Linked DNA regions of Homo sapiens: region 2 is linked to region 1. Evidence: chromatin loops called from intact Hi-C (ENCODE). Cell type or tissue: CD4-positive, alpha-beta T cell. All regions are shown on one strand. Each heading gives the region's core, and the rest is flanking DNA. Links, peaks and the distances in the headings are about the cores only.

The links. Hi-C counts contacts between places; a loop is a spot of excess contacts. Peaks named below come from ENCODE experiments on the same cell type or tissue, not always from the same donor. Only the 100,000 strongest peaks of a DNase experiment are listed, where the experiment ranks them.
Region 2: a loop joins it to region 1, with 7 times the contacts of the local background. A loop is called at or near these places in 54 of 110 quality-filtered maps.

Annotation. Positions count from the first base shown.
Region 1 is chr15:91,939,619-91,944,008 of GRCh38, reverse strand. The region is part of intron 2 of SLCO3A1 (solute carrier organic anion transporter family member 3A1); the gene reads right to left. Among named protein-coding and RNA genes, the nearest start is that of SLCO3A1, 88 kb to the right of the region's middle. In CD4-positive, alpha-beta T cell, for the core only: a CTCF peak has its summit at 1,981; DNase peaks (open chromatin) are centred at 788, 1,128, 1,958 and 3,358; H3K27ac peaks cover 445 bases.
Region 2 is chr15:91,847,264-91,851,653 of GRCh38, reverse strand. No RefSeq gene overlaps it. Among named protein-coding and RNA genes, the nearest start is that of SLCO3A1, 4.2 kb to the left of the region's middle. In CD4-positive, alpha-beta T cell, for the core only: CTCF peaks have their summits at 1,611 and 1,814 (motif pointing left); DNase peaks (open chromatin) are centred at 1,273 and 1,773.

The DNA.
Region 1 (4,390 bases), core at 320-4,319:
TCCAATGAAGAGCAGCTAATGGAGGTCTATTGACAGAAGTGAAGGCAGAGCCAAGGGACCCACCGAGGGATGCTAAGGCACCCAAGACAAGCAACATGGGAGGCAGTCACCAGAGGGTAGCCCTGAAGAGGCACAAAGAGGGAACCAGGTCATTGGAATCCAGCAAGAGCTGGCCTCTGGGGAGAGGAAGCCAGCGATGCCCAAATCATGACCTAGCACAGATGGAGGGAATACATTCCCAGGCCATTCTGTGTCCTCTGGGGCTCTGGCTTCTTCCTGGAGCCTCCTAGTCACCTCTATTTTATCAACAATGAGACATGAAAATTATGCACTGGGTATGAAAAACAGTATGGCGGTTCCTCGAAAAATTAAACATGGAATTACCATATAATCCAGCATTTCCATTTCTGGGTGTAAGCAAGAGAATTAAAAGCAGGAACTCAAAAGACATTTTGCACACCTATGGTTCATAGCAGCATTAATTCACAGCAGCCATAGGTGCAAGCAATCCTAGTGTCCATAGCAGATGAATGGATAAACAAAATATGGTTTACACCTACAATGAAATATGATTCTGCCTTAAAAAGGAAGGAAATTCTGACACAGGCTACAACTTGGATGAACCTTGAGGACATGATACTAAGTGAAGTAAACCAGTCACAAAAGGACAGATACTGTAGGGTTCCACTTCCAGGAGGTAACTAGGATAGCAAGACTCACAGAGACAGAAGGAAGCACACTGGTGGTTGCCAAGGGCTGAGGGGAGGGGGAATGGGGAGTTGTTTAATGAGTGCAGTTTCGGTTTTGCAACACGAAACATTCTGGAGATTGCACAACACTGGGAGTGTCCTTAACACTACTAGGCTGCACACTTACAAATGGGTAAGATGCTACGTTTTATGCTATGTGTCTTTTACCATCAATTTCTATAAAATGGAAATGAGACTAGACCTGAGGTTTTCAGTGTGCTCTGTGGAGACCTGAATTAATTACAAGGACAGAAGGTCAAGGGAGATGCTTTTAGGAGAGAAAGGGAGGCAGAACGAGGTCAAACGGCTGGGCCCTGGGCCCCACGCCCACTCGGGCAGAGCAGTTCTGCTCTGTCTGATCAATAGGGGAACTCCCCTTAAGATTTCCAGCAAAGGGCTGGGTGTGGTGGCTCATGCCTGTAATTCCAGCTCCTTGGGAGGAGTGATCAGTGACCTGATCACTTTAGGTCAGGAATTTGAGACCAGGCTGGCCAACATGGAGAAACCCCATCTCTTTTCAAAAATTAGCCGGGCGTGGTGGTGCACGCCTGTAATTCCAGCTTCTTGGGAATTACCTTCACCCAGGAGGTGGAGGTTGCAGTGAGCTGAGATTGGGCCACTGCAATCCAGCCTGGTCGACAGAGCAAGACTCGGTCTCGAAACAAACAAACAAACAAACAAACATACATTTCCAGCAGAGTTCTGTTGCAAAACAAAGTTTGAAAACCAGTGAGCCTGGGCATCGTCAATCTAAGAGGGATGGCCACTGACACACAACTCCAGGCCACATCCAACTACGGTCTCTACATGGTGCCCCCTGCAGTTGTGCCATAGTAGCACTGCTAAATGGCATGTTTTACCTGCACAGCTATAGGAATATACATAAAACAAAATCTCAACGATGGACAGGTGTGTGTTCTCATATCACCACTGTGTAACAATATCTAATCAAGTCCTGGAGGCTCTGAAATGCCTGCTATAGATCAGACATTGTGGGGTTCAGCAGTTGCTACATTTTTGGATTTCACAGAAGAGTCAAATATAAAATATTGAGGGGTAAATGACAGAGGTGCCACCTTTTTATTTCTACAAGTAAAATTTTAATAAGAAAAGCTGCCGTGATCCAAAATTATGATTTCCTAAAATTAGGTACATTTAAACAGCAAAACAGTAGGTGGTGGCATTGTCTAGAATAAAGAACAAGACTCTAAATTGAATAAATTAAGCTTATGACAAACTCTCCACCTTGTACTGTTCTCTCATTTTTGTCGTGGATGGGTAAGACCTAGCTCAAAGGCAGGCAGTCCTCAGCCAGTACGCTGGTGCAAGCCCCCATTTGTAGCCTGAGAGCTGCCCTCCTAAGACCAGCCCCCAGCCCTCACTCTCAGAACTGCAGATGCCCATAAGCCAGTGGCATTTATGCAGCTCCTACAGTATGCAAAGCACTGCATTGGGCAGAGGAGAGAGGGAAGCCTGAGCGCTCTCAGATGAAGTTGCACACAGACAAGCTCCATGAAGGTTAATGAATAGAAGATATTTTAAACATAAAAATTAAAAAGGAGGAAAAATAATTTTTTTAAAGACAAAGAGAAACAAACATCCCGAGTAAGAAAAAGTACAAAACCCATGGGAGATTAGAAGCTTCAAAACCTCCAAGACGAAGGAAGAGAAAAGATTACTTACTGAGTGAAATAAACCTCTGGTTCATCTAATTGCCAAGAAAGTGAGGCTCAGAAAAGCTAGGTAACTTGGCCAAGGTCACTCAATCAAGGCTCAGAGTTGAAGTTTGTCCTTCCCTAAGGCCAAAGGAACCAGGCCACCACCTCAACGAGTGACAGCGCCACTCCCGTGACACAGATCTGCTGGGTGGCAGACCCCACAGCCTCCCAGGGAATCTCAGGTCTTTGGGCTCAGTCCTAGCTGGTCACTCATGCACTGATTCAGTGTCTCTCTCCCACCCCCCAGCCGAGCCCCGCCCTGCCCCAACACACCTAAACCAGCTCACATTCCCTTCTCAGGAGAACACTACAACCTTCCGGCCAGGCCAGTGAAACAAGCCTACTTTCCACCTGCCCTGGAGCAGTGCTGCCCACAACCAGGCAAGGGAGCCTACAGAATTAATTTCCCATTGTAGCTGCCTAACAACCTCTAATTGCACGGCCAGAGGCTTGCACGTTAATGTCAGAGAAAATGGTCATAAATTTTAAAGGGTGATTTCCTTTCCACCCACTCCCTCTACCTTCACTTCAATAAATCACCCTCCTAAAACGGCAGGGTGGCAAAGCCCAAGGGCAAAGGTCAAGGGGGCCCCTCTTGACCTGATCCCTCATTAACATTTAGCAGCTCCCAAGTGGAATGTTCTCAAGGGTTTCCAGAAATGCTGGGGTGGTTAGGAGGGGGCAGACACCTTGCTCAGAGAGGCAGCAATCAGGAAGCAGAATATTCGCTCATTCACCACTCACTCACTCACATCTCCCCATAGAAAGGGGGATTTACACAGGGCATTCATTCTCTGGGTTGTGGAGGATGCCCCTGAACCCTGATCAATACTCACAGGCACACTGGTACAAACACAGCCAGGAGGAAACAGTCGACTCACATGAGCATGTGAGTGTGTGTCAGGGGTTTTTTGAGTGACAGAGGGTGCCAGATGAGTGGTGCTCTTGGATCACCCTGTCACAAATTTCCTGAACCACAAAAAGGGCCATCAGTTTAAGCACTGATTTGAAATTCACTATGCCAACTGATTCATTTCTGTAAGCACAGAAAGGCCCCTTGGCACTGTGATATGCACCTGGGTCTGGAGTCAGTGGCCCCTGGGGACTGGCTACAACCTCTTTAAGCCAATGTCCCTGAGTCTGGATCCCCTCTTCCATAAAAGCTGCTTGGGGGAGTCTCACGGGCTGTGAAGTGCTCAGCAAGGTGCTGGCACAGACTCAGGCTTGGCAAACATTGTCATCTATTGGATTGCACGTGTATCAGAAAGGGCAGGTATCAGGACCCCGAGGAAGGCACCAGAAACAGACAGGACACTGACCTGAACCTAGGCCCAGAGACACAGGAGATCTGAATGGCTCCAATGCCAGGCAGGAGCTGCTGTCATTGGATGTGATGCTAGGAGAGGAGGGAAAGCAAGTTTGAAGTGGTAGGGCCAGGAACAAGGAGAGAAGGAAATGAAAGGCAACAAAAGGAAGAGCTTAGGGCCCAATGGGAACATGTGGTGAGAGCTCCCGGTGCAAATGGTAGGGGCTGGGTACATAGGCTCCAGAGCCTGACTGCCAGGGTTCAAGGTTGGACTGCTACTTTCTAGCTATGTGACCCCAGGCAAGTGACTAGGCCTCTCTGTGCTAAGTAGATAGAACCAGTGTCTGGCCCGTGGGAAGAACTCAGTAATTGCTAGCTGTGTCACATCAGCAGCGGGCTGGCATGGCTCGAAGCAGCACCCTGTGAGCTACGGGGGCTGCTGATGTCTTTATAGCAGCGTAGAGGTCCTGGGCAAAGGTGTGGAGGAGAATGGAGGAGGCGGGTAGGAGGCAAAGACTGACGGGAAAGAGTCCAAGCTATGACTGGAATGCTGCAGAGGAGGAGGGAAGAAGCCTGGCACCCCCTCTGTCACTGCCTGCTGACCTTCATGCAGGACC
Region 2 (4,390 bases), core at 186-4,185, 92 kb after region 1:
TTGAAAACCAGGTTGTCTGCCATCATAGCCCAGGTTCTTTATAACTACATACATATTATCTCGTTTATCACGCAGTGTGGTTCATCTGATGGGGAGGCTGGGACTTATGTTGTTCCTCTTTTATAAAGCTGGAAAGGAACAAAACTTGCATCCATGTCCAGCCCTTTTTGTTCTTTTTTGTTTGTTTGTTTGTTTGAGATGGAGTTTCGCTCTTGTTGCCCAGGCTGGAGTGCAATGGTGCGATCTCGGCCCATGGCAACCTCCACCTCCCGGGTTTCAGTGATTCTCCTGCCTCAGCCTCTGGAGTAGCTGGAATTACAGACGTGCCACCACACCCGGCTAATTTTGTATTTTTAATAGAGACGGGGTTTCTTAATGTTGGTCAGGCTGGTCTCGAACTCTGATCTCAGGTGATCCACCTGCCTCAGCCTCCCAAAGTGCTGGGATTACAGGCATGAGCCACCACGCCCGGCCAGCCCTTTTTGTTCTATGCCACAATGCCTCATGTACAGACTGAGAAGGGCACAGCCTTCTTTCAGCTTAACCATTTATTTTAGATTAAAAAATTAGCTGTCTTTAGAGAAATCACACACTTTTGCTGTCAGATAAAGGATTTCGGATTAGGGTTGTGGATTCTTCCTATAATTAATGGTAAGCAGCCATGAAAGTAATCCTGGTGCCTGAAGCCTAAAGAATCATCAAAGTCAGCCTCAGGGAAATCAGGCTGCGGCCTCACAACAGTCAGAAAGAAGGAATTTAACAAGTTCAACTCCCTTCCTTCTTTGCTCATCCTTTATTTACTTGTAGATCAGGGCTCCAGGGATGATAAGGTGGGTTTATGAGCACCAAGTGCTTCTGCTTGGCATTCCCCTAGCCCCGTATGCAGATAGAGGAAGCAGCAGAAAAATAGTAAACATCCTTGTATCTGTACAGCACGTTAATGCTTATGAAGTACTTCTATGTCCTGTATCTCAGCTGAAGCTTACAACAGGGAGAGCTGGTCTTATTAGCCCCTTTTTTTTCTCAAAAGAAACAACAGTAGGTGGATTTTGGGAGCTCACCGCCAGCAAGTGGCAGGAATTGAGTCTACATTTGCCACCCCAAATTGGTGGGAGTGAGAGGTGAAGCCAGCTGGACTTCCTGGGTCGGATGGGGACTTGGAGAACTTTTCTGTCTCACAAGAGCATTGTAAAATGCACCAATCAGCACTCTGTAGCTAGCTAGAGGTTTGTAAAATGCACCAATCAGTGCTCTGTAAAAACGCACCAATCGGTGCTCTGTAGCTAGCTAGAGGTTTGTAAAATGGACCAATCAGCACTCTGAAAAATGGACCAATCAGCAGGACATGAGTGGGGACAAATAAGGGAACAAAAGCTGCCCCACCCCCCCCCCCCCCCACGCTGTGGAAGCTTTGTTCTTTTGCTCTTCACAATAAATCTTGCTGCTACTCACTCTTTGGGTCCGTGCCACCTTTAAGAGCTGTAACACTCACCGCAAAGGTCCGCAGCTTCATTCTTGAAGTCAGCGAGACCACGAACCCACAGGAAGGAACCAACTCCTGACACGGGAGCAGGGAGGAGAAAGAAAGGGAGGTAGAGGGGGTTTAACCCTTCCATGAACTGCAGTGCCCCCTCCAACAAGCCTCTGAAATAGACGGTTAACACTCATGTGAGCAGGAAAGCCGACAACTTAAACCCCATTAAAGGCCTCAACTGGGCTTCCTTAAATGTTGCCTTGGAGAAATGCTGTAACCTCCACTTCCATGCTAGGGCCTTTTTCATTCATCTCTCCCTCTAGTGGTGGATGGTGAATTTAGGAAGAGGTTGGTATTATGAATGACTCTAGAACCTTTATGATTATTTTAGCCTCTCAACTACTTTCTGGACTAGATGACTTTTCAAGATGAAAATATTGCTAGCTAAGGCTGTGGTTCCGTGATTCCTTACTTTGTTGGCTACTAGAGGTATTCTAAACATTGAGAAGCCAAGTAATCTTAAAATCTGATGTGGGGAAGCAAAAAAGAAAGTGGGGTGACATGAGAAGATAAACTGGCTTTTGGTTCGTAAGATATTGATAAGCTATAGGTAAATGCTTAGTGATCAGGATTTGAAGAGCTTTCCTCCCTCATTTTAGAGAGGACTGTCTATTCATTTTGGTAGGAGAGAAGTGGGTTAACTATATGGTCGTGGGAAAAAACGACAATATCTTCCTCTGTTACTGGACTGTGAAAGATTTCCCAGCAAGCAGCCTCAGTGTAATTCAACACAATGAGAAATTGTTGTTCAAGTAATTCACGTGAAGCATCTTTTGCCAGCTTCAGTTTTGTTCACAGGCAAATACAAAGTTGAAGAATAAATGCAAAGAATGATTTCTGATTGTCACTGGGATGGAAAATGGATGCTTAGATTCTCACCCTGTGAATTTTTTTTTTTTTTTTCTGAAAATGCACCAATCCTATGTTGTGTCCAACCAAGGATAGAATTGGGGCTAGGCCAACTTATTTGGCTTGAAACTAATATTTGGGCTGAGTTGAAGCTTATTTTCTTTTTCTCAGAGTTTTTCTCTCCCCACCCCCATTTTCCAATTAGCCTGGTCCATATGCCTTTCTACCAAATAGCCTCCGTTTGCTACTTACTATATTCATAGTTTCATATTGTGAATTATATCTCTTAATTTGAATGTGCCCTAAAGCTCAGCAAAGAAGTGAAAATGATAAACATCAATGTAGATATACTTCTAAAAAATGGTGAATTCAACTGGAGAAACAGAAGAAAGAAAGAAGACCATTAATGGAAATAGAAAGAATTGATATGAGAAAACCAGGGTTTTAGGAATCTGTTATATTTATGGAAAATGAGTTTTGAGGTAAAGGAGAAAGAATAGAGATAATAAACATTTCCCAATATTAGTACATTTGGGGAGATCATCATTTGCTGCTTCTGTTGATATGCATATAAATAGAATTTGTTTATCCACATAGACTGTTAGCTTCTTAAGGGTATAGAAAGTGTTTTACTATAAAAATAAAGGATCGGCCAGGTGCAGTGGCTCATGCCTGTAATCCCAGCACTTTGGGAGGTCAAGGCAGTTGGATCACCTGAGGTCAGGAGGTCAAGACCAGCCTGGCCAACATGGGAAAAACCAGTCTCTACTAAAAAATACAAAAATTAGCCGGGCATGGTGGTGAGCACCTGTAATCCCAGCTACTCAGGAGGCTGAGGCAGGAGAATCGCTTGAGCCTGGGAGGCAGAGGTTGCGGTGAGCCGAGATCGTGCCATTGCACTCCAGCCTGGGCAACAGAGCGAGAGTCCGTCTCAAAATAATAATAACAATAATAATAAAAATAAAGGATCATTTGTTCTCAGTGACCACCAGGCCTCGTGCCAAGAAGCTTAATACCTCTGATTAGGACAGAAGAGATCCAGAAGGTGTCAATGTTCAGAAGGAGTCAATGTTTATAGAAAAGTTCCTTCCAGGCATTCCCCCCAGGGACCTCCTCTGCATCCTCTGTGCAACTACACACACACCCTTCTTGCAGCAAAAATTGTCCCCACGAGCCCCTTTCCTGGACACAATGTCTTTCGTCCTCTCTCTCGGAGGAGGGTTTTCCCACCTTTGCTCCTGGTCTCTGAAAAATGCACACAAACCTTGATATTTGGAGAGTGGGTTATGCTATGGTAGGCAAATGACATGAGCCAGCACTGGAAACCAGTTGAAGGCCCAACAGCATTTCCACAAAGGAAGCATGAGGGATAGTGATTATATGTCAAGAGTATCGTGAGTTCCAAGCTCAGCAGAAAGTGGTCACAGCTGTCTGCCCTCCTGAGGGGTAGTGGGTGCCAGGCCTGTGTACCTCAAGTGGGCATGGTGCAGTCAGTCCATTAACCCTTGGACTGATCAAAGTGAAAGAAGAGTTTCTGGAGAACATACAAGGAGGTCATGGAAAAAAAATCTCCAGGGTGTAGACTGCCACTACAGAGAAAGAAAACCTAAATTAAGAGAATGGGTTATAGAGACATCATATACCCATGGGAGAAAGATACAAAACCTCTGCTCGGGATACATTTGTTTCCTGCACCCTAGCTTCCTTACGCTGCCTCCTTGCCATTCCTCCAGGCATACGCCTCTCCCATACTACAGCAAGTAGGAGGGTTGAGGAGTGAGGAGTGAACAAACAGAACAAGAAGTCTGTCCAACCTTTGATGACCTGTTATGGGCGGAACTGTATCTCCCCCAAAATTCGTATGTTTCAAACTCAACCCCTACCACCTCAGAATGTGACTGTATTTGGAGACAGGGCCTTTAAAGAGGTAACCAAGGTGAAACAAGCTCATATGGCTCCAATCCAATAGGACTGTATCCTTATTGGAAGAGATCAAGACACAGATAT